Regions from separate parts of the Homo sapiens genome. Here region 2 is linked to region 1. A link is an interaction called in ENCODE POLR2A ChIA-PET data of the cell type or tissue named here. Cell type or tissue: GM12878. All regions are shown on one strand. Links, peaks and the distances in the headings refer to the core of each region. The heading gives the core; the rest is flanking DNA. Region 1 overlaps ZNF594-DT (ZNF594 divergent transcript). Region 2 overlaps CAMTA2 (calmodulin binding transcription activator 2).

What was found. Peaks named below come from ENCODE experiments on the same cell type or tissue, not always from the same donor. Only the 100,000 strongest peaks of a DNase experiment are listed, where the experiment ranks them.
Region 2: POLR2A ChIA-PET joins it to region 1 with 6 read pairs; 2 of 35 experiments call an interaction of 5 or more read pairs at or near these places.

What each region holds. Positions count from the first base shown.
Region 1 is chr17:5,195,784-5,206,038 of GRCh38, forward strand. All of the region lies in intron 1 of ZNF594-DT (ZNF594 divergent transcript), which reads left to right. Among named protein-coding and RNA genes, the nearest start is that of ZNF594-DT, 8.9 kb to the left of the region's middle. In GM12878, for the core only: no CTCF peak of the experiment used is centred there; a DNase peak (open chromatin) is centred at 4,748; H3K27ac peaks cover 2,449 bases.
Region 2 is chr17:4,973,682-4,983,936 of GRCh38, forward strand. CAMTA2 (calmodulin binding transcription activator 2) reads right to left here. Exons shown (of 23, transcript NM_015099.4): 4 at 9,295-9,362; 5 at 9,076-9,211; 6 at 8,408-8,479; 7 at 7,997-8,150; 8 at 7,544-7,678; 9 at 6,003-6,940; 10 at 4,823-4,949; 11 at 3,377-3,511; 12 at 704-819; 13 at 1-88. LOC124903901 (a long non-coding RNA gene) reads left to right here and starts at 33. Exons shown (of 2, transcript XR_007065588.1): 1 at 33-121; 2 at 679-1,000. In GM12878, for the core only: a CTCF peak has its summit at 7,064; no DNase peak of the experiment used is centred there; H3K27ac peaks cover 347 bases.

The sequences.
Region 1 (10,255 bases), core at 3,225-5,724:
GGCATGAGCCACTGAGCCTGGCCCTCTTTACTGTCTTATGCGGTCACTCAACACAATACTTCTGACACCAGATGGGTGGGGGCTTTCTCCACATACTGAGCAATTCTCTAGCAGACACCAGATAGCTGTCCTCTAATTCAATTCAATCTGACACTATCTACCTGGAGATAGTGTTAGATCCCGCAGTCCCACAAGACTACTGCCCACTTCAGATGCCAATTGTAAACTCTTGGCTGTGACCTGTATTTCTGACAAACTGGCTCTAAAGTGAGGTTCCCACAAATCCCTCCTAGGGTTTGCCAGGACAGCTCACAGAACTCAGGGAAACACCTTACTTATATTTACCCATTTATGATAAAGGATATTACAAAGGATATAGGTTAATAACCAGATGGAAGAGATGCATAGGGCAAGGTATGCAGAAAGGTGTGTGGCACTTCCATGCCCTCTCTGAGTGCCATCCTCCAGGAACCATCCACCATCCTCCATGTGATCAGCTATCTGGAAGCTCCTAGAACTCTATCCTTTGGGGTTTTTATGAAGGCTTCATTACATAGGCATGATTGATTAAATCATTGGCCATTGGTGATGAACTCAACCTTCAGCCCCTCTCCCTCCCCTCCCTTGGAGATCCTGCCTTGATCTTTTTGGCAACTAGCCCCCGTCCTGAAGTTATCTAGGGGCTCCCAGCCATCAGCCATCTCAGCAGCATACAAAAGACAGTTTTTGTCTGTTTGTTTTTGTAGTTTTGAGATGGAGTCTCACTCTTGTTGCCCAGGCTAGAGTACAATGGCACGATCTCGGCTCACCGCAACCTCCGCCTCCCGGGTTCAAGCGAGTCTCCTGCCTCAGCCTTCTAGAGTAGCTGGAATTACAGGCATGCGCCAGCACACCCGACTAATTTTGTATTTTAAGTAGAGGCAGGGTATCTCCTTGTTGGTCAGGCTGGTCTCGAACTCCCAACCTCAGGTGATCCTCCTGCCTCAGCCTCCCAAAGTGCTGGGATTACAGGCATAAGCCACTGTGCCTGGCCATTTGTTTGTTTTTGCTTTGAGATGGAGTCTTGCTCTGTTGCCCAGGCTGGAGTGCAGTGGCACAATCTCGGCTCACTGCAACCTCTGCTTCCTGGATTCAAGCGATTCGCCTGCTTCAGCCTCCAGAGTAGCTGCAACTACAGGCGCGCGCCAACATGCCCAACTAATTTTTGTATTTTTAGTAGAGACGAGGTTTCGCCATGTTGGCCAGGCTGGTCTCAAACTCCTGACCTCAGGTGATCCACCCAGGTCGGCCTCCTCAAGTGCCGTAATTACAGGCCTGAGCCACCGCGCCAGGGCCCCATGTGTGAACTTCTTAATACACCACTAGGTGGCAGTGATTTGCAGCCCGTGGTTGTATTAAACAGACTTTTTTTTTTTTTTTTTTTTTTTTTTGAGACGAAGTCTTGCTCTTGTTGCCCAGGTTGGATGGAGTGCAATGGCCTGATCTTGGATCACCACAACCTCTGCCTACCAGCTTCAAGCAATTCTCCTGCCTCAGCATCCCACATTGCTGGGATTACAGGCATGTGCCATGATGCCCGGCTAATTTTTGTATTTTTAGTAGAGACGGGGTTTCTCCATGTTGGTCAGGCTGGTCTCGAACTCCCAACCTCAGGTGATCCACCCACCTCGGCCTCCCAAAGTGCTGAGATTACAGGCGTGAGCCACCACGCCCTGCCTAAAGAGACATCTTAAATACGCCTTTATTTTTAGACAATAGAAAAATAAGCTTCCCATTATGCAAGAGTCCTATGGCCTTTGTGCTTTCCTACCCTGTGAACTAAGAGTCTAAATCTGTGAAAAGATGTCCATGAGGTAGAGTTGAATTAAAATAGCAGGTTGCAGAACAATATTTGTACCTCCTCACTTTCTTCTTTTCTGCCTCTCTCCCTTCCTTCTCTACTTCCACAAAAGTTGACTGAGCACCTATTGTGTGCTAATATATGCTAAGTTACTGGAAATGCAATGGTGAGCAAAGCAACACCAGTGTAGTCCCTGTGGATCTTATAGTCCCTCATTGATGGACAGATAGGTTGGTTCCACCTTCTCATTATAACAAATAATACTACAAAGAACGTTTTATACATACACTTGAGTTTCTCTAGGGCAGTGGTTCTCAAAGAGTGGTCTGGGCCATGAGACCAAAACAATTTTCATAATAATATTAAGATGTTATTTGGCCTTTTTCATGCTCACTCTTCTCACGAATGTTCAATGGACCTTTCCATGAGGCTACATGACATACGACATTGCAACAAATTGATGGCAGAAGCAGATAGGAGAATTCAGATGTTTTCTATTAAGCCAGATATGAGATTTGAAAAAAAAAATGTAACATACACAGTGACACTTTTCTCACTAATTTTTTTGTTTGGGAAAATATAGTTATTTTATTATTTTTTGGAGAGAGGGTCTCACTCTGTTGCCCAGGCTGGAGTGCAGTGGCACCATAGCTCACTGCAGCCTCAAACTCGTGGGCTCAAGTGATCCTCCCGCCTCTGCCTCCCAAGTAGCTGGGACTACAGGTGCTCACCACTATGCCTGGCTAACGTTTTTATTTTTAGTTTTTGTAGAGATTGAGTCTTGCTATGTTGCCCAGGCTGGCCTCTAACTCCTGGGCTCAAGCAGTCCACCCACCTCAACCTCCTAAGTAGGTGGATCTACAAGCTCTCACCACTGAGCCTGGCTCCCTCCATCATTTTTAAGTGCAATGGAGACCTGGTACCAAGTGGTTTGAGACTCACTGTTCTAGGGCAAGGGTCCCCATTGCCCGGGCCTGGACCAGTACAGTCTGTGGCCTGTTAGGAACCAGGCTGCACAGCAGGAAGTAAGTGGAGGGCAAGCGAGCATTACTTCCTGAGCTCTGCCTCCTGTTAGATCAGGGGCGGTATTACATTCTCATAGGAGCACGAACCTTATTGTGAACTGCACACATGAGGACTCTGGGTTGCACGCCTTTTACGAGAATGTAATGGCTGATGATCTGAAGTGGAGCAGTTTCATACCAAAACCATTCCCCCCTTTCCTCCCAACCCGTCCCTAGTGCCAAAAAGGTTGGGGACTGCTGTTCTATGGTATCTATCCCGAAGTGGAGTTGCTGTGTTTTACAGTGTCCACAATTTCAGTTTTACTAGGTGTTGCCAAATTGCTCTCCAAAGTGGCTGAAGCTAATTTATTATTTTTTTTAAATTTATTTTGAGATGGTGTCTTGCTCTGTTGCCAGGCTGGAGTGCAGTGTCGCGATCTTGGCTCACTGCAACCTCCGCCTCCTGGATTCAAGTGATTCCCCTGCCTCAGCTTCCCGAGAAGCTGGGATTATAGGCGCGCACTCCCACGCCCAGCTAATTTTTTGTATTTTAGTAGAGACAGGGTTTCACCATGTTGGCCAGGCTGGTTTCAAACTCCTGACCTCGTGATCCACCCACCTCAACCTCCCAAAGTGCTGGGATTATAGGTGTGAGCCACTGCGCCTGGCCTTTTTTTTTTTTTTTTTTTTTTTTTTTTTCTTAAGAAGGAGTCTCAGTCCATCTCCCAGGCTGGAGTGCAGTGGTGCAATCTTGGCTCACTGCACCTTCCACCTGCCAGGTTCAAGCAATTCTCCTGTCTCAGCCTCCTGAGTAGCTGGGATTATAGGCACGCACCACCACACCTGACTATTTTTTTTATATATTTAGTAGAGATGGGGTTTCATCATGTTGGCCAGGCTGGTCTCAAACTCCTGACCTCAAGCCATCCGGCCTCTCAAAGTGCTGGGATTACAGGCGTGAACCACCTCAACTGGTCAAAAGCTAATCTTAAAAAACAAAAAACAAACAAAAAAAACCCCAAAAATACCAGGCCGGGTACGGTGGCTCACGCCTGTAATCCCAGCACTTTGGGAGGCCTCAGTGGGTGGATCACAAGGTCAGGAGTTCAAGACCAGACTAACCAATATGGTGAAACCCCATCTCTACTAAAAATACAAAAATTAGCTGGGCATGGTGGTGCACGCCTGTAGTCCCAGCTACTCAGGAGGCTGAGGCAGGAGACTCACTTGAACCCAGGAGGCAGAGGTTGCAGTGAGCCAAGATCGCGCCACTGCACTCCAGCCTGAGCGACAGAGCAAGACTCTGTCTCAAAAAAAAAAAAAGAAAGAAAAAAACCAACCAAACAAACAAACAAAAAAACTGGCTGAGGAGGACAAATCACTTGAGCCCAGGAATTTGAGGCCAGCCTGGGCAACATGGCAAAACCCCATCTCTACAGAAAATAATTTTAAAAGTTAGTTAGAAGCCTTTACTAACTTAGGGGAAAAAAAAATTAGCCAGGCATGGTGGTGCATGCCTGTGGTCCCAGTTACTTGGGAAGCTGAGGTGGGAGGATGGCTTCAGCCTGGGAGGCAGAGGTTGCAGTTAGCTGAGATTGTGCCGCTGCACTCCAGCCTGGGTGACAGAGTAAGACCTTGTCTCAAAAAAAAAAAAAAAAAAGTACATATCCTTGATGTTTTTGTCGTTGTTTTTCCCAAATCTCAAATTGTAAAGAATTGTGAAATTATTAGACTAGTAAAAGAAAAAAAAATAAAGTAGACTAGTGATACAATACAACAGTGAGTTGCTGTATGAAATGTTCATTTTCTTTTCTAAACAATACTGTGAAAAGCAGGGTCACATTTATCTTAAATGTTCTCAGAGGAAGTTTTTCTTGGTCACTGAGAATGGCTTTGTACAGTATCAACATTACATGTATCGGAAAATTTATTTTTGTTTGGGGGCTCATTGGGGATAAAAGTGTACAAGTTATGCAAATAAACCTTTTTTAACATCAGGGGAATTTCGTTATTCTTAAATACTACCTTCTGCAATTTTTGTTAAAACCATGTTCCACTAACACCTAATTTGTAAAAAAAAAAAAAAAAATACAGAGGGATCTAGTGTTAAAACAACTTAAAGGCTGTTAGTTTATAGTTCACTTTGTAAATGAGAGTTTATTTTTACCAGTTTAGGGCTTTTTAAAATTATTCATAGAATATTTAATTGTTCAAGTGTAGCTGATCTAAAACTTTAATGGCATTAAATTTTGGCAATGGAATATGTTGATCAGGCTGGGCGCAGTGGCTCATGCCTGTAATCCTAACACTTTGTGAGGCCGAGACAGGTGGATCACCTGAGGTCAGGAGTTCGAGACCAGCCTGACCAATATGGCGAAACCCGATCTCTACTAAAAATACAAAAATTAGCCGGACGTGGTGGTGGGAGCCTATAATCCCAGCTAGAAAAAAAGAAATACGTTGGTCAATATGAGAGGTTGAGTTTTACAGTTGAAGGGGAAGGGTGCAGCGATATTAATTGGCTGTTTCTGACAGTAGTTTGGCACATAGTTGTATGTACACTCTGCTCCAGTAAAATGAAATGCGACCACAGTCAACGGTTACCTATTTATGCTGGAGGGTGTTTGGCAATCAACTGTTAATTTAAGTGAGATTCCATTCTGCCGCTTAGCCATGGCAGAGCACACACATGTGCACTCAGGGAAAGCAGATGGAATAGGTTATAAACAGAAGCAAACTCCAATTCAGGAGACATGTTCACGCAGAAATAGTACTATGATGCAACATACATCACAAAAACAAATGGAAATTGTGTTTGTTTGTTTTTGAGATACAGTCTTGCTCTTTCGCCAGGCCAGAGTGCAGTGGCACAATCTCAGCTCACTGCAACATCCATCTCCCAGGTTCAAGCGATTCTCCTGCCTCAGCCTCCCGAGTAGCTGGGACTACAGGTGCGCACAACCACGCCAGCTAATTTTTGTATTTTTAGTAGAGACGGGGTTTCATCATCTTGGCCAGGATGGTTTCGATCTCCTGACCTTATGATCCGCCTCAGCCTCCCAAAGTACTGGGATTACAGGCGTGAGCCATGGCGCCCGGCAAGAAATTTTTTTTTAAATCTGTCTTTAGGGGATTATCTAGCTATTAGTGGGGTTAAATGAGGGAACTGTCGCCTCGGCAGAAGAGATGGTCCACTGTATTCATTTGTCATAATAACCAGACTCCTGGAGTTACTGGGTTCTAAAGTTGTTGATACAGCATGAATAGGTTTGGATGTGGAGTTCTGTATGGAGGATCCTTTCAACGGGAAGATAAACCAAAATTGTTGGTCGTAGCCTTTTGGACTACTGACTTAAGAGATTATTTGAATCTCTTTAAAGAGTCAAAATTGGCTGGGCGCGGTGGCTCATGCCTGTAATCTCAGCACTTTGGGAGGCCAGGGCAGGTGGATTGCTTGAGGTCAGGAGCTCAAGACCAGGCTGGCCAACATAGTGAAACCCCATCTCTACTAAAATACAACGATTAGCCAGGTGTGGTGGTGGGCACCTGTAATCCCAGCTACTTGGGAGGCTGAGGCAAGATAATCGCTTGAACCTGGGAGGCGGAGGTTGCAGTGAGCTGAGATCGAGCCACTACACTCTCAGCCTGGGTGACAGAATGAGGCTCTGTCTCACACACAAAATAAGCCTGTATTGTTGTAAATAGATTGTGAAGGGTGATTCTGGTGAGGGCTCAGAAGAAGAGGAGAGCTACAGAGAAAGCCTCAGTTTTCTTAGAGATTACCTAAGAGGTTGTACCAGAAGGCTAGTAGAAGTATGGATGTTAAAGGCCATTCTGATGAGGTCTCAGATGGAAATGAAGAACATGTTATTGGAAACTGGCAGAAAAATGATCCTGATTATCTGGCAAAGAATGTGGCTGAATTGTATGTCCTAGTGTTTTATGGAAGGTAGAAATTCTGAGTGATGAAATAGGATATTCGGTGGAAAAAATATCTGAGTAAAGTGTTGAGAGTGCGGCAAAGCTTCTCTTGAATGCCTGTAGTAAAATGCTAGCAGAGAGAAACCAATTAAAGATGGTCTTTCTTTCTCTTTCTCTCTCTCTCTCTCTTTCTCTCTCTCTCTCTCTTTCTTTCTGAGACAGAGTTTTGCTCTTTTTGCCCAGGCTGGAGTGCAGTGGCGCGATCTTGGCTCACTGCAACCTCCACCTCCTGGGTTCAAGTGATTCTCCTGCCTCAGCCTCCTGAGTAGCTGGGATTACAGGTTTGTGCCACGACGCCTGGCTAATTCTGTATTTTTAGTAGAGACGGGGTTTCACCATGTTAGCCAGGCTGGTCTCGAACTTCTAACCTCAGGCGATGTGCCCTTCTCAGCCTCCCAAAATGCTGGGATGACAGGCATGAGCCACCGCCCCCGGCCAAAGATGTTATTTATGATTTAAAAAGCAGCAGAATTTAAATATTTAGAAATTTACCAACCTGCCCATGTTGTAAAGAATGAAAAAGCTTGTTGAAGAGAAAACACCAAGAATGTGACCAAGGAAACTTTTGATAAGGAGGTTAGTGTGGGGAGATGGAAGCCAGATGCTCAGCATCACAGCGAAGAAGGACCCTGAAACCATTCCGAAGATCTTTAGAGGCTGCCCTGCCCATCACAGGCCCAGAAAACTAGGACCTTGAAGTCAAAGCGATTTCAAGGCTCTGCTCCCTGCATTCTGGTGCAGGGCTCCTGGCATACCCTAGCTGTGACTCAAGTGGGCCCAGCTGTGACTCAGGCCATCCCTCTGGGAGGCATAGACAGTAAAGCATGGTGGTGTCCAAGCAGTTTTATCTCCACAGCTGCGCAAAGTGCATGGGCTGTGAGGGCATTGCTACCTCTACCTAGATTTCAAAGGATTCCTGGGGGAATCTTGAGGCCCAGACGGAGCACCGCCAAAGGGGCAGGGCCACTGCGGAGAGCCCCCACTAGGGCAATGCCCAGCACAGCCATGGGGACGGGGGTGCCTCCAAGACCCCAGAATGTTAGGGCCACCAGCGTGCAACTCCAGCCTGGGAAAGCTGCAGGTCCGAGACTCCAACTCATGAAAGCTGCAGAGTGGGCTGTGCCCAGCAAAGCCATGGGGGGGCCGCCCCGAGTCTTGGAGGCCCAACCCCCATCCCAATATCTGGGGGGTAGGACGTCAAGTCAAACATTATTCTCAAACCTTAAGACTTAATGTTGTTTGCCATGTTGAGTTTCGGACTTACTTGGGACCCATCACCCCTTTCTTCTTTCCTATTTCTCCCTTTTGGAATGGAAATTTCTATCCTATGTCAGTCCCACCATTGTATTTTGGAAGCATACTTACATTGTATAAGTAGTTTGATTTCACAGGCTCATAATTGGAGAGCAATTTGCCTCAGGATGAATCATATCTTGACTTTTGCCCAGACTTGGAATGAGTCAACATTTAGTTGAGATGTTGACTTAGACTTTAAAGCTGTTATTGGAATGAGTTAAGACTTTTAGGGCTATTGGGATGGAATAAATCTATTTTGCATTTGAGAAGGACATGGATTTTGTGAGGTCATGGGCAGAATGCTATGGTCTATGTTTGTGTCCCCACAGAATTCGTATGTTGAAATCTAACCCCCAAGATGATGGTATTAAGAAGCAGGGTGTTTGGGGTGATTAGATCATGAGGGCCCTGCCCTCATGAATGGGATGAATGCCCTTATGAAAGAGGACCCAGGCTGGGTGCGGTGGCTCATACCTGTAATCCCAGCATTTAGGGAGGCTGAGACAAGAGGATTATTTGAGTCCAGGAGTTCAAGACCAGCCTGGGCAACATAGTGAGACTCCATCTTTACCAAAAAAAAGGAAGAAAGAAAGAAAAAAAATAGGCCGGGCGCGGTGACTCATGCCTGTAATCCCAGCATTTTGGGAGGCCGAGGCAGGTGGATCATGAGGTCAGGAGATCAGGACCATCCTGGCTAACATGGTGAAACCCTGTCTCTACTAAAAAAATGCAAAAAAATTATCCAGTTGTGGTGGCAGGTGCCTGTAGTCCCAGCTACTTGGGCGGCTGAAGCAGGAGAATGGTGTGAACCCAGGAGGTGGAGCTTGCAGTGAGCTGAGATCATGCCACTGCACTCCAGACTGGGCGACAGAGCAAGACTCCGTCTCAAAAAAAAAAAAAAAAAAACAGCCAGGTGTGGTGGCATGTGCCTGTAGTTCCAGCTACTCAGGAGGCTGAGGTGAGAGGATCACCTGAACCCAGGAGTTTGAGGCTGCAGTGAGCTATGATTGTGCTGCTGCACTCCAGCCTGGGTGACAAAGTAAGACTCTGTCTCAAAAAATAAAATAATATAAAAGAGGCCCCAGAAAGCTGTCTTCCCCTTCTATCATGTGAAGACACGGTGAGAAGGTGTGAAGCACAGAGTGAGCCCTCACCAAACACCAAATCTGCTGGCGCCTTGATCTTGGACTCCCCAGCCTCCAGAACTCTCAGCAACATTTCTGTTTTTAACAAATTATCCAGTCTAAGGAATTTTGTTATAGTAGACCAAATGGACTAAAACCCTGGGTATGTGGACCACTCCAGGCCAATGAGACATTAGGGAAAGTTGCTGGGGGCTCACCTCCCTAATAAAACGATACAGCCAGGCGCGGTGGCTCACATCTGTAATCCCAGCATGTTGGTAGGCTGAGGCAGGTGGATCATGAGGTCAAGAGATCAAGATCATCCTGGCCAACATGGTGAAACCCTGTCTCTACTAAAAATACAAAAATTAGCTGGGTGTGGTGGTCCCAGCTACTCAGGAGGCTTAGGCAGGAGAATCGCTTGAACCCAGGAGGCAGAGGTTGCAGTGAGCCAAGGTCGCACCACTGCACTCCAGCCTGGTGACAGAATGAGACTCCATCTCAAAAAAAAAAAAAAAAAAGATACATGTTAGTAATGCACATTTTCTTTCTAACTTTGAATGTTATCATGTACAGATGCTTGGAGCTGTGGCAGCTATTTTGCCACCATGAGGATAAGGCTAAGCAATTTGAAATTAGTCCACACCCCTAAATTATGGAGCTGCTGAATTCTGGAGTGTTTACCTCTAGACTTCTTGCTTTGTGAAATTATAAACTCCTCATTGTGTAAGTTATCTTTAGTTGGATAGTCTGTTCTTTGCAGCCTAAAGCATCCTATCGAATACACATGATTTGTAAAATTTGTTGTTGGTAATACCAGTGCATTTCCTGAAAACAATCTTGTTTGTATTGCAAAGAAGATCAGATAGTAATTATTATAAGGAAAACTATAATCCACTGATTTGTGGTATGAGTAAAGCATCAGTTCTTTTTTTTTTTTCAAGACAGAGTCACTCTATCGCCCAGGCTGGGGCACAGTGGTGCGATTTCGGCTCACTGCAACCTCCACC
Region 2 (10,255 bases), core at 6,194-8,693, 220 kb before region 1:
GTTCAGGACCCTTCCAGGTGGAGCGTGGGATCATGCTTTCTACCAAGACCACTACCCGTGCTTCGAACCCAGGCCCCTGGCCTTCATCCTGCGATATACACACTCTTAGGCAGAGACCCAGGTATCTACTCCCCTGGCTTGAGGTGGCCTTGGCCACCTCACATCTGTCCTCCCAGCTTCTAATTTTGCCCCCTCCCCACATGTCCCACTCTAGGATCCCATCAGTTGAAGTTCCTCTGTGGCCTGTGTCTCTTGCTCCCACAGCCACTTCCTCCAGCAGCCAGACCTCACACAATCTTGCCCATGTGCCTTCCCATCAGCTCAGATTAGTGCCATGTTCACACATGGCTTCTCCCCCTCAGAAGCCAGAGCCTTCTCTGAGCCTTAGCCCTCTTCTTTCAGAAACTTGGGACCCACAGAGATCTGAGCCCCAGTGCTCCTGACCCCTCCCCCGCCCTCTCCTTCACCTCCACCCTTCTTCAGACCAGAAATAGTCTGAAGCCCGTCATGCCAAGAGGGTGCCCAGAATAGCCACTCTTGCCACAAGGTGGGGATGGGAACAGGGTGACGTCAGGGAGAGGGAAGACAGGCTGAGGAGGCTGGGGACAGGAGAGGGAGGAGAGTCATGGGCACTAGATGTTTTCTTTAGCTGTGTCCTCCCCCTGCTCCCCACCGTAGACCACCTCCCTCCTCACAGAAGTACCTGAACTGGAGGAGCATCAGGACCCTGGCAAGGCACCTGCCCAGCTGCTGCGATCTCTGCCATCCGCTTCTCCATCTGCTCCAGTCGCTCTAGTATGGACATCCGGAACTGGTTGTCTGAGGGGGAACGGGTATGGGAGGCTGAGTGGGCAGTCTAGGTGATGCCCTGAACACCAAAAGTAGACCTGTCCCAAGATCTGGGGATGAGGACACAGAACCATATTCTTTTATCTTCCCCAAAACAACAGCTCCTTTACCCCTTCACCTAAATAAAGCCCACCAGGACTCAGTCCTTAAACTAGGGCTGTTAATACTACCCACTGATCTAGAACCCAGATCTGGAACCAAAACTGTTTCCTTCAAGGTACAGAGGTAGTAGGATTCCCAAATGGTCATCCAGCCTCCAGATGTCCCAAATCCCACCCGTACACACTCTTCCCCCCAGCCTTTTCCTAGGCAAAATGTTCTGTCAATTTTTGCAGCAGACACTACCTTTGTCCCCCATGGTGAAGGTGAAGGATTCCAGGGTCCCTCCCTTTTAATAACCACTGCCCCAAAAAGCTCAGGGACTGTGATTTGAAAAGTACCTCCCCTTCCTCCCAGCCCCCCGCAGCTGTCCACAAAGACGATGGTGGGGGACGGAAGGTGACAGAGATGGATAGCCATATAGCCATGTCCATTTCTCCTCCTCCTCCTCCCCGCCCCATATACAAATACGCACGTACACACATATCCCCCCAAGCTATATCTGTCCCCTCCTGAGATCAAACAAGGACAAGAAGGGGAGGCAGGAGGGGATCAGAGCTGTAGGAAAACAGACACAAACGGTGAAGGTTGGAGATGTTCTGAGATGCCAGGATAGAAGGGGATGAAGGTACACAGGTGATAGGAGGACAGAGAATGATGAACAGAAACCCAAGGAAAACAAAGGGAGGAGAGAGAGCAAAAAAGATAAAGTGAAGGAGAGGAGAGAAAGGACAAAGGAGGGCTGGGGGAAAAGTGCCAAACAAGCAGTAAGAAAGGACGATAAAAGACAGGCAAGTTAAGATATTGGTTCAAGAAGAAATGGAAAGAAGAGGGATGGAAGAGACTCATAGGAGAGACGGTAAAACGTAGATTAGACAGGGACAGAGAAATAAGGTGATGAACAGTCACAGGGCAGGACAGAGACAGAACAGGACTGAGAGGCCTGGCCAGATCCCAAGGTAGGCAGACTCAAGTCAGAGACAAGCAACCCAACACACTCGGGCTTTGTGTGGGGTCCAGCTCCAAGAGTGAGGCGAAACTAAGGACCAGAGCTCCGGAGAGAGAGAAGTAAGGACAGAGGGAGACTAAGATAACACAGATGGCAGCAGAACTGAGAGAAGCCAAGAGGCAACAACAAAGACACCAAGAGGAAGAGATAGAGAAAAGCTAACCTTGAGAAAGCAGAAAGCAGCAGGTGCAGACAGAAACAATGTTCAAGGCCACAAGAGAGAGAACCAGTAACAGGAACAAAAACTCCCAGATTTAAATAAATAAATACACACACACATAGATACACGTATGTATGTGCCTCTATGTTTGTGTTAGTACACCATGTTATTAGCAATGGATATCACTGAGAAGTAGTAGTATAGGAAATTTTTTTCTTTTTTTTTGAGACGGAGTCTCGCTCTGTCGCCCAGGCTGGAGTGCAGTGGCACAATCTTGGCTCATTGCAACTTCCGCCTCTCGGGTTCAAGCAATTCTCCTGTCTCAGCCTCCTGAGTAGCTGGGACTACAGGCACCCACCACCACGCCTGGCTAATTTTTGTATTTTTAGTGGAGACAGGGTTTCACCATATTTGCCAGGCTGGTCTCAAACTCCTGACCTCAGGTGATCCACCCGCCTTGGCCTCCCAAAGTGCTGGGATTAGAAGCACGAGCCACCGCGCCCAGCCAGAAATTTTTATTTTCTATTTTGTGCTTTTGTGTAATTTCCAAATTTCTGTTAATGAACACGTCTTTATATCAGAAAAGGAAAAACAATAGAAATTTAAATATATAAGTACAGCCGGGTGTGGTGGCTCACGCCTGTAATCCCAACACTTTGGTAGACCAAGGCGGGGTGGATTGCTTGAGGTCAGGAGTTTGAGACCAGCCTGGCCAACATGGCGAAACCTCATCTCTACTAAAATCACAAAAAATTAGCCAGGCTTGGTGGCAGGCACCTGTAATCCCAGCTACTTGGGAGGCTGAGGCAGGAGGATTGCTTGAACCCAGGAGGTGGAGGTTGCAGTGACCTGAGATCGCGCCACTGCAGTTCAGCCTGGGAGACAGAGCAAGACTCCGTCTCAAAAAAGAAGAGAAAAATAAATAATAAATAAGTACATAAACTTGTGCATAGCACCTATATATTGCTCTAGACCCTGTCCCTGCCCTGCCTCTTAGCCTTCCTTGTCTAGATTCCACCCTTTGGGATGGAGAAGGCAGGTCAAGAACTGGTATAAAAATGACCCCAAGATTTATGGGGAAGAGGAGGTAAGGGAAGTTTGCTGCCACATTTAGAAATCACTAATGAAATAGGAATTGAAAAAAAAAAATGGTAAAGTGGGGGCTCAGTGATGGCCACCTGAACCCTGAGTGGTCTAGGAGCATGTCATGCTTAAAGGCTGTGGGCTGGATACTTGGGTTCAGAGGGCTGGGTACTCACCGTCCAGTGACAGCCAGTCAAGTTGAGTACTAGGCAGAGACAGGAATCGGCGGGCTCGATACTCAAAGAGCACAGAAGCAGAAAGGGGCCCCTCCCGCCCTGCCACCTGCAAAGACACCAGCCCTACCTCATGGGCTGGAGAGGGTAGGATCAGCGAGAAGGGCTCTCTTTCCCTGGCTCCTTCTCTGGCTACCTGTGTCAGCCACAGACAATTATTCCATAGTTATTTCCCCTACTGCCCTGCTGTGGGCCAAGAGGCCCCTGGCTTCAGTGGCCTTGGCACTAACTGGGAAGGGAGTCCATTTGTTTGAGAACTTAATACGTACTATGGGCCAGAGATCCCTTGGATTCTAGACCCTGTAGTTGAAGATATTTGTTATTCAGCAAGAAGGTTTGGAAACTGAGGGTCAAGAGACTAGTTATGAACAATTTGATGTTGGAAAATCCTCTTGATCCCCGGATCAGAGTCTGGAAGTTATGACCCTGTTACTGAGATGGAGGAAAGGGGAGCTAGCCGCTCATGAACAGTGTCCAGTGGCCATAAGCATGGAACCAGCAGGCCCTGATCCTAAGACCAGGTGCTGAGACTTTTTCTCCCAGTCCCCAGATTCTCTGGTCTCATCCCCTTTCCTTACACACATGCTGGATGCTGCTGTAGAGACTGGGGGAGAACACACTCGTAGACAGCAAAGCTGCCAACCTGTCACTTTGGTGGTCCTTGAGGTCCCCTAGTAAGGCTGATTTTTGAGTGTAGGGTAAGGGCAAAGCTGGTGGCAAAAGGGCAGAGATGAACCTTGGCAATGAAGTCTAGACCAGTGCTGTCCAATAGAACATTTCTGCAGTGACAAGAATGTTCTATATCGTCACTATCCAATAGGGTAACACGAGCCATGTGTGGCTACTGAACACTTGAAACATGGTCAGTGAGACTGGGGAAGTGAATTTTAAGTATTCTTTAACTTTAATTAATAGGCACATGTGGCTAATGGCTACCATACTGGACAGCACAGTTCTAAAAGCCAATGTCCTTCAGTCCCAAGACTGGTTAGAGGAAACCCACATTTCTTCTTTCTCATTCCCCCTGGATTGGAGTTGGAGACTCTGGCTCTAAGCCAGAAAGCCTGGACAGACATTAGAAATCCCTTTGGTCAATGCCTAACCTTACAGGAGAGGAGGCCAAGGACCTCAGGAAGGATCAGACTCATCTGAGGTCACTGGTTAGCTAAGGAGTAGACTTCTTGGACCAGAACCTCGATCTTCTGACACCTAAGTCTGGGCTCTTCTGCCTGCTGGGAGAGCTTGGGGCTCAACCTCAGGACTGGATGAAGTCCTTGTGCTCTCAAAACAACCCATTTGTTCCCAGTGCTTTCTGGAAGCCTGGAGGTCCTGATCTGTCCTAACTGCCCACATGTCAGTCCCTCCCCCTACGGTTCCCAATCCTCATACCGGGACAGTAGCAGCGTAAGACACCAGGCTGGACAAGTGAGGCTGGCACTGCGATGTGATCAAAGACACAGGAGTAATGCTCGGCGGCTTCGGTCCAAGGACCTGTGATGAGCACCTTGACCCCACCCTGCAGACAGAAGTCAGAGACCATGTGACTGGAGTTGGGCGTTCATCCCCTCACTCATTCATTTATTCAGACCCTTACAGGGTATCTACTATATGGCAGGTCCTGTGCTAGAGTCTGGGGGTCCAGGGATAGACAGGACCCAGTGGGGTGAGGTCAGTGAGTCTATCTCTCCCCAACATTCCTGCCAAGTGGTTGCCTGGTCTCTACCTGAATCTGCCAGTAGCTGGGAATTCAGGGCCTCCCCCAAAGCTACCACAGAGCTGTCACCAGAAGGAAGTTCTGTTCTTGGGCTAATTCACCCCCACTGTACTTCCTCCTTTTCCTCTCAAAGGCAGCATAAAACAGAACTTCTCCACTGCTGAAGACAGTCTTTCAGCTACTCAAAGTCTGCAATCACATCCCTGATGTTTCTTTTCTTCTCCAGGCTGCACAGCCCCAATTCCCTACCCCTGAAAACAGTCAGGAAGGGAATGAGGTCCTAGGAGACTCCAGAAACCATGCTAACACATGGAAGGGAGAGGAACAGAAAAAAGGTTAAGTTGCTGAGGACTCTGGAAACAGGAAAGCAGCTTCACTCTACATAAAAAAAGAGATTGGCGGCTGGGCACGGTGGCTCACACCTGTAATCCCAGCACTTTGGGAGGCCGAGGCAGGCAATCACCTGAGGTCAGAAGTTTGAGACCATCCTGGCCAACATGGTGAAACCCCATCTCTACTAAAAATACAAAAATTAGCCGGGCGTGGTGGCGGTCACCTGTAATCCCAGCTACTCAGGAGGCTGAGGCAGGAGAATCGTTTGAACCCGGGAGGCGGAGGTTGCAGTGAGCCAAGATTGTGCCATTGCACTCCAGCCTGGGCAACAAGAGCGAAACTGTCTCAAAAAAAAAAAAAAAAAAAAAGAGAGAGATTAGGTAGAGGACTAAGAAGCCTAAGAAGCCATGAAAACTGAGGGAAACTAGGTCACAGACCACGGGGTAAGAGTTAATACAATTTGTTTTGGGGAGTCAGAAGACAAATAGGAGGGAGGAGGGAGGAGGTAAGCCTGAGTCTCACCTCTGGGTAGGACCACTCTGGGGAGAAGTCTGTGATGGTGCTAAGAGCAGGAGACAGCTGGGGGGTCGGAGCAGGGATGCTTGGAGCTTCGTCACTGATGAGTTCTCCCATAAGGTCTGGGAATGATGAAAGACTGAAGGGCTCCAGTTCACTGGCCCCAACAGGTCCTCCAAACAAGGCCTCTCCTCTTCCTACCCTGCTTGACGGCTCCAAGGGGGCAGGTGAGGGTGGGGGTGAGGGAGGGGGTGAAGGTATGGGTGGGGCAGCCCCGTGACCCTTGAGCTCCTCCCCACTGTCATCATCTTGGATGAAGAAGCAGTTTCCTCTTCTCCCACCTGCTACTGACTGTGGTGGGGGACCCCGAGCAGCTGCCTGGGGCTCCAGGGCAGCAGCAGGCTCTAGGGCAGAACAGGGGGTATGAGCGGCCTCTGCCTCGGGGAAGTCTGGGCTTACTCCCTGCCCCCCTCCATATGTCTGGCCCCTCTGGGGGCTGTTGAGAAAACGATCAGGGTCAAAGGCAGGACTGGGAGGAGCTGGTGGGGCAGAAGGCTCAGTGCCTACAACCACTGCCAAACTCATGGAAGGCCTAGGATCAGCCTGTGGAGCCAAGTGCCTGGTGGGCGTCAAGCCTCCAGCCCGCTGCTCCAGTCCTGTCAGGAGGAGGATAGCAGTGCCTCCTCTTGAAGAACCCCCTCGAGAAGTGGGAGGGCTAGGTCTGATTTCTAGGGGCTCTGCAAAACCTGATGAGGAGGAAGAAGAGGAAGAAGATGGGGAGGTGTGTGCCTTGGGGAGCTCTGGGGGAAGTGGGGCTATCAGTGGAGGAGGCTCTGGGGGGTGAGCGTGGGGGATAGAGGTCAGGGTTAAAGCTCGGGGCTCCACTTTGGGAGAGATGATGCGGTGTTTCGTGCTGCTGCATTTGTGGGTAAGGCTCCCAGAACCTGGAGTGGAGAGGAGTAGGAGGGAGAGGAGATAAGACACATCATTCCGCACCTTCTCTACCTTGAGGCCCTTAAAAGTATTTCCTGGGACGTCCCTATAAACCAGAGGTGTAATACTGATTGTAGCCACTGGGAGGCATCAGAAATGTCTGTTCTCTACCCCTACCCTTTATTCCCCCTCCCCCTCTCCATTTCCCCTCAAAACAAGCAGGACCAGAGGAACGCTCCAGAGAACTGAGGGCTTGGGAGAGTAGCTAAAAGCAAAAGTTAAAGGCATAGGAAAAGGACAAAAGAACAGAACCAAGGGGGTGCCAACTAGGAGGAAGGCTAAGGCTGGGTGTCACTGGTGGTGCTGAGGGGACAGGAATTGCTGAAGGTAGAAGACAGGAAGGGCAGAGGCTGCCATGACAGCTGAGTGCAAGGCTGATTCCGAGCCAGTGTGCACCCAGATGGGAACGTCTGTTCATCTGGCCCATCTTTCTGGGACATGCAAAAGACTTGCAAATCAGCATGCAAATCCCATCAAGATGGATATCCCCCTGGCTTGCGTAAGAGCAGTGTGGCTAGGTGGGAAGACAGCCAAAAGGTCAGGGAGTAACTTACCAAGCCCCCCACTGCAGAGACAGGCGTGGGTTCGGGGAGCAGGCTTGGTTGGGTGGGTGTCCAAAATCTGCTGCACCAGGTGTTCTACAGAGAACTCTTCTGTTCCATTCCCGCAGCTCCACTTGATGCCATGAACTAGAGAAGTTAGGGGGAAGTGCTGTGGGATCCCCACGAAACAGGCCCCAGAGTACCTTGATGGCTCCTCCAAGCACCTGACATGCTTCAAGACTTCTGGCCAGGTGAACAGAGGCCAGCAGCCTCAAGACTGCTCAGATATGTTGCTTTAGTCCTTTCTCCGTATTCTAATACCTGAGAACACACCGGGAATCCTAGCACCCTCCCAGCTTGGAGGGAGATGATCAGCCCTCAGGCTTTGGGTCCAGAACCATGGCCCCTCTGGGAGCCCTGTTTCTACTCTCCCCTTGGAGCTCTATCCCCACCCTGCTGCCTTACACATGGGCTTCAGCTGTCCCAACAACTCCTCCCGGGACCACTTCAGCCACTCTCGACGGTCGCTGCTGATGGAACAAAAGATGGGGCTGCAGCCCTTTCCACAGTCCTCCAGGGCTGGGACGTTCAGGTAGTGCACAAGGACGATGTCAGGGTTCTGAGAGTATAAGGGGACACACAGAGCCATGGGGTCCTGAGGTCCAGGGGCTTGGCTTCCTAATCCTCACTTTCTTCCTGGGCACCCTCCTAACCTCGCCCCCAATTTCTGACTCTCTCCATCCCCAAGCCCCTTTCTCTTCTTCCCAGGCTCCTTTCCTCACTCAGAACTCAGCCATCCTTTCACTTCCTTCTTTCAGACCCGTGTCCCTCAAAGAGTCAGGAAGAGGGTGGCTCCCTGGGCTCTTCCGTCCTTACCTGGAGCAGCCAGTAGCAGCGCCGATGGAATGTGGGGACGATGGAAGAGTGAACGTAGCAGCCATAGAGACACTGCCAGGAGACAGGCTGGGGTGGGGGGAGGGCTAGTCTGCTCCCCAACTCTTCCTCTGTTCAGTCCCTTTGCAGGAATCCCAATCTTTCCACCAGTTCCTCTTCAACCCTTCCCCCACCCTCGCCCCCACCTATTCCCCACCCCTTTTGAATCCCAGCCACCCTGAGTCATAGATGAGCAGTGGGGCTGGGGCCTTATAGTGAGGACCAGATTTGAGATACGGGACTATCTAGAAACCAGAGGGCAGAGCAAGAATGCATCTGAGATGAGGGGCAATGATTTGGGGAAGAGAAACCTGTGCTGAGAGCATCATTGCTGGGATCCCTGAGGGAAACACAAGAGCAGTGAGGGGCCTGGGCATCAGTGTTCTGGAAGGGAGGCATGGCCTACGGCCTGGATAGTTGAGTCACGGAGGGAAATGGGAAGTGGAGAGTGGCCAAAGCAATGTCAGCCGACCCAAAGTGAGTGAGAAGGGAAGAGTAACTGGGAGGGGACTGAGGTGGACAATGCCACCAAGCCCAGGTCGGGCTAGAGCCCAGCTAAGGGTGGAGGAGGGCAGGCTCGGGAAGATGAGCTGAATATCTGACTCTCTTACCTCCATGCCCTGGACCTTCAGCTTCATGTGGTCCTCTCGGGTGGTCTTCCCATCCTTCCGCTTCTTCCAGAGGTAACCATCCTTCCGATATTTCACCTTCTTGCGATTGTAGAGGATGATGGAGCCATTCTGAGGCCTGGGAAGGGAAGGGTTGCCCTGGAGTTCTGTGAACAGAACCCAGGACCCCTGCCACTCCCCCATGTTCTCAAACTTTCTCACCTTGTCTTTGGGGCACAAGACAGCCACTCATCATGCTTCTCAAAGGTGATCAGGTAGGATGCAATCTCCTGTAGGAGAGGAGGCACTCAGCTGGGCATCTCCTTCACAGAGAGTCTCAGCCTGGCCTCTTGGTCATCCTGTCAGTGTCTCACTCTCTGCTGAGTTCTGGCAGCTAGTGGAGGATGCTTCTAGGTATCTGGACCCAGCAAGACCCACTGCCCTCCTAAGAACCCTTCTTTTGTCCTAAGACAAAAGTCTAACATTTTTTTGTGAATTATTTTACTCTCCAAAAATCTCATTCCTGTGCCCCTTTTTTTTTCTTTTGAGATGGAGTTTCACTCTTGTTGCCCAGGCTGGAGTGCAATGGCGCGATCTCAGCTCACTGCAACCTCTGCCTCCCGGGTTCAAGCAATTCTCCTGCCTCAGCCTCCCGGGTAGCTGGGATTACAGGCATGCGCCACCATGCCCGGGTAATTTTGTATTTTTTTTAGTAGAGACAGGATTTCACCATGTTGGTAAGGCTGGTCTCGAACTCCTGACCTCAGGTGATCCACCCGCCTTGGCCTCCCAAAGTGCTGGGATTACAGGCGTGAGCCACCGTGCCCAGACTTTTTTTTTTTTCTTTTGAGGCAGAATCTTACTCTGTCACCCAGGCTGGAGTGCAATGGCATGATCTCAGCTCACTGCAACCTCCGCCCCCCAGGATCAAGCAATTCTCTTACCTCAGCCTCCAGAGTAGCTGCGATTACAGGCACTTGCCACCGTGCCCAGCTAATTTTTGTATTTTTAGTAGAAACGGGGTTTCACCATGTTGGCCATGCTGGTCTTGAACTCCTGACCTCTGGTGATCCGCCTACCTCAGCCTCTCAAAGTGCTGGGATTACAGGCATGAGCCACCACTCCTGGCCTCTGTGCCCCTTCCTGACTCAAAAAATTTCAGTGGTTTGACACTGCCAGGAAT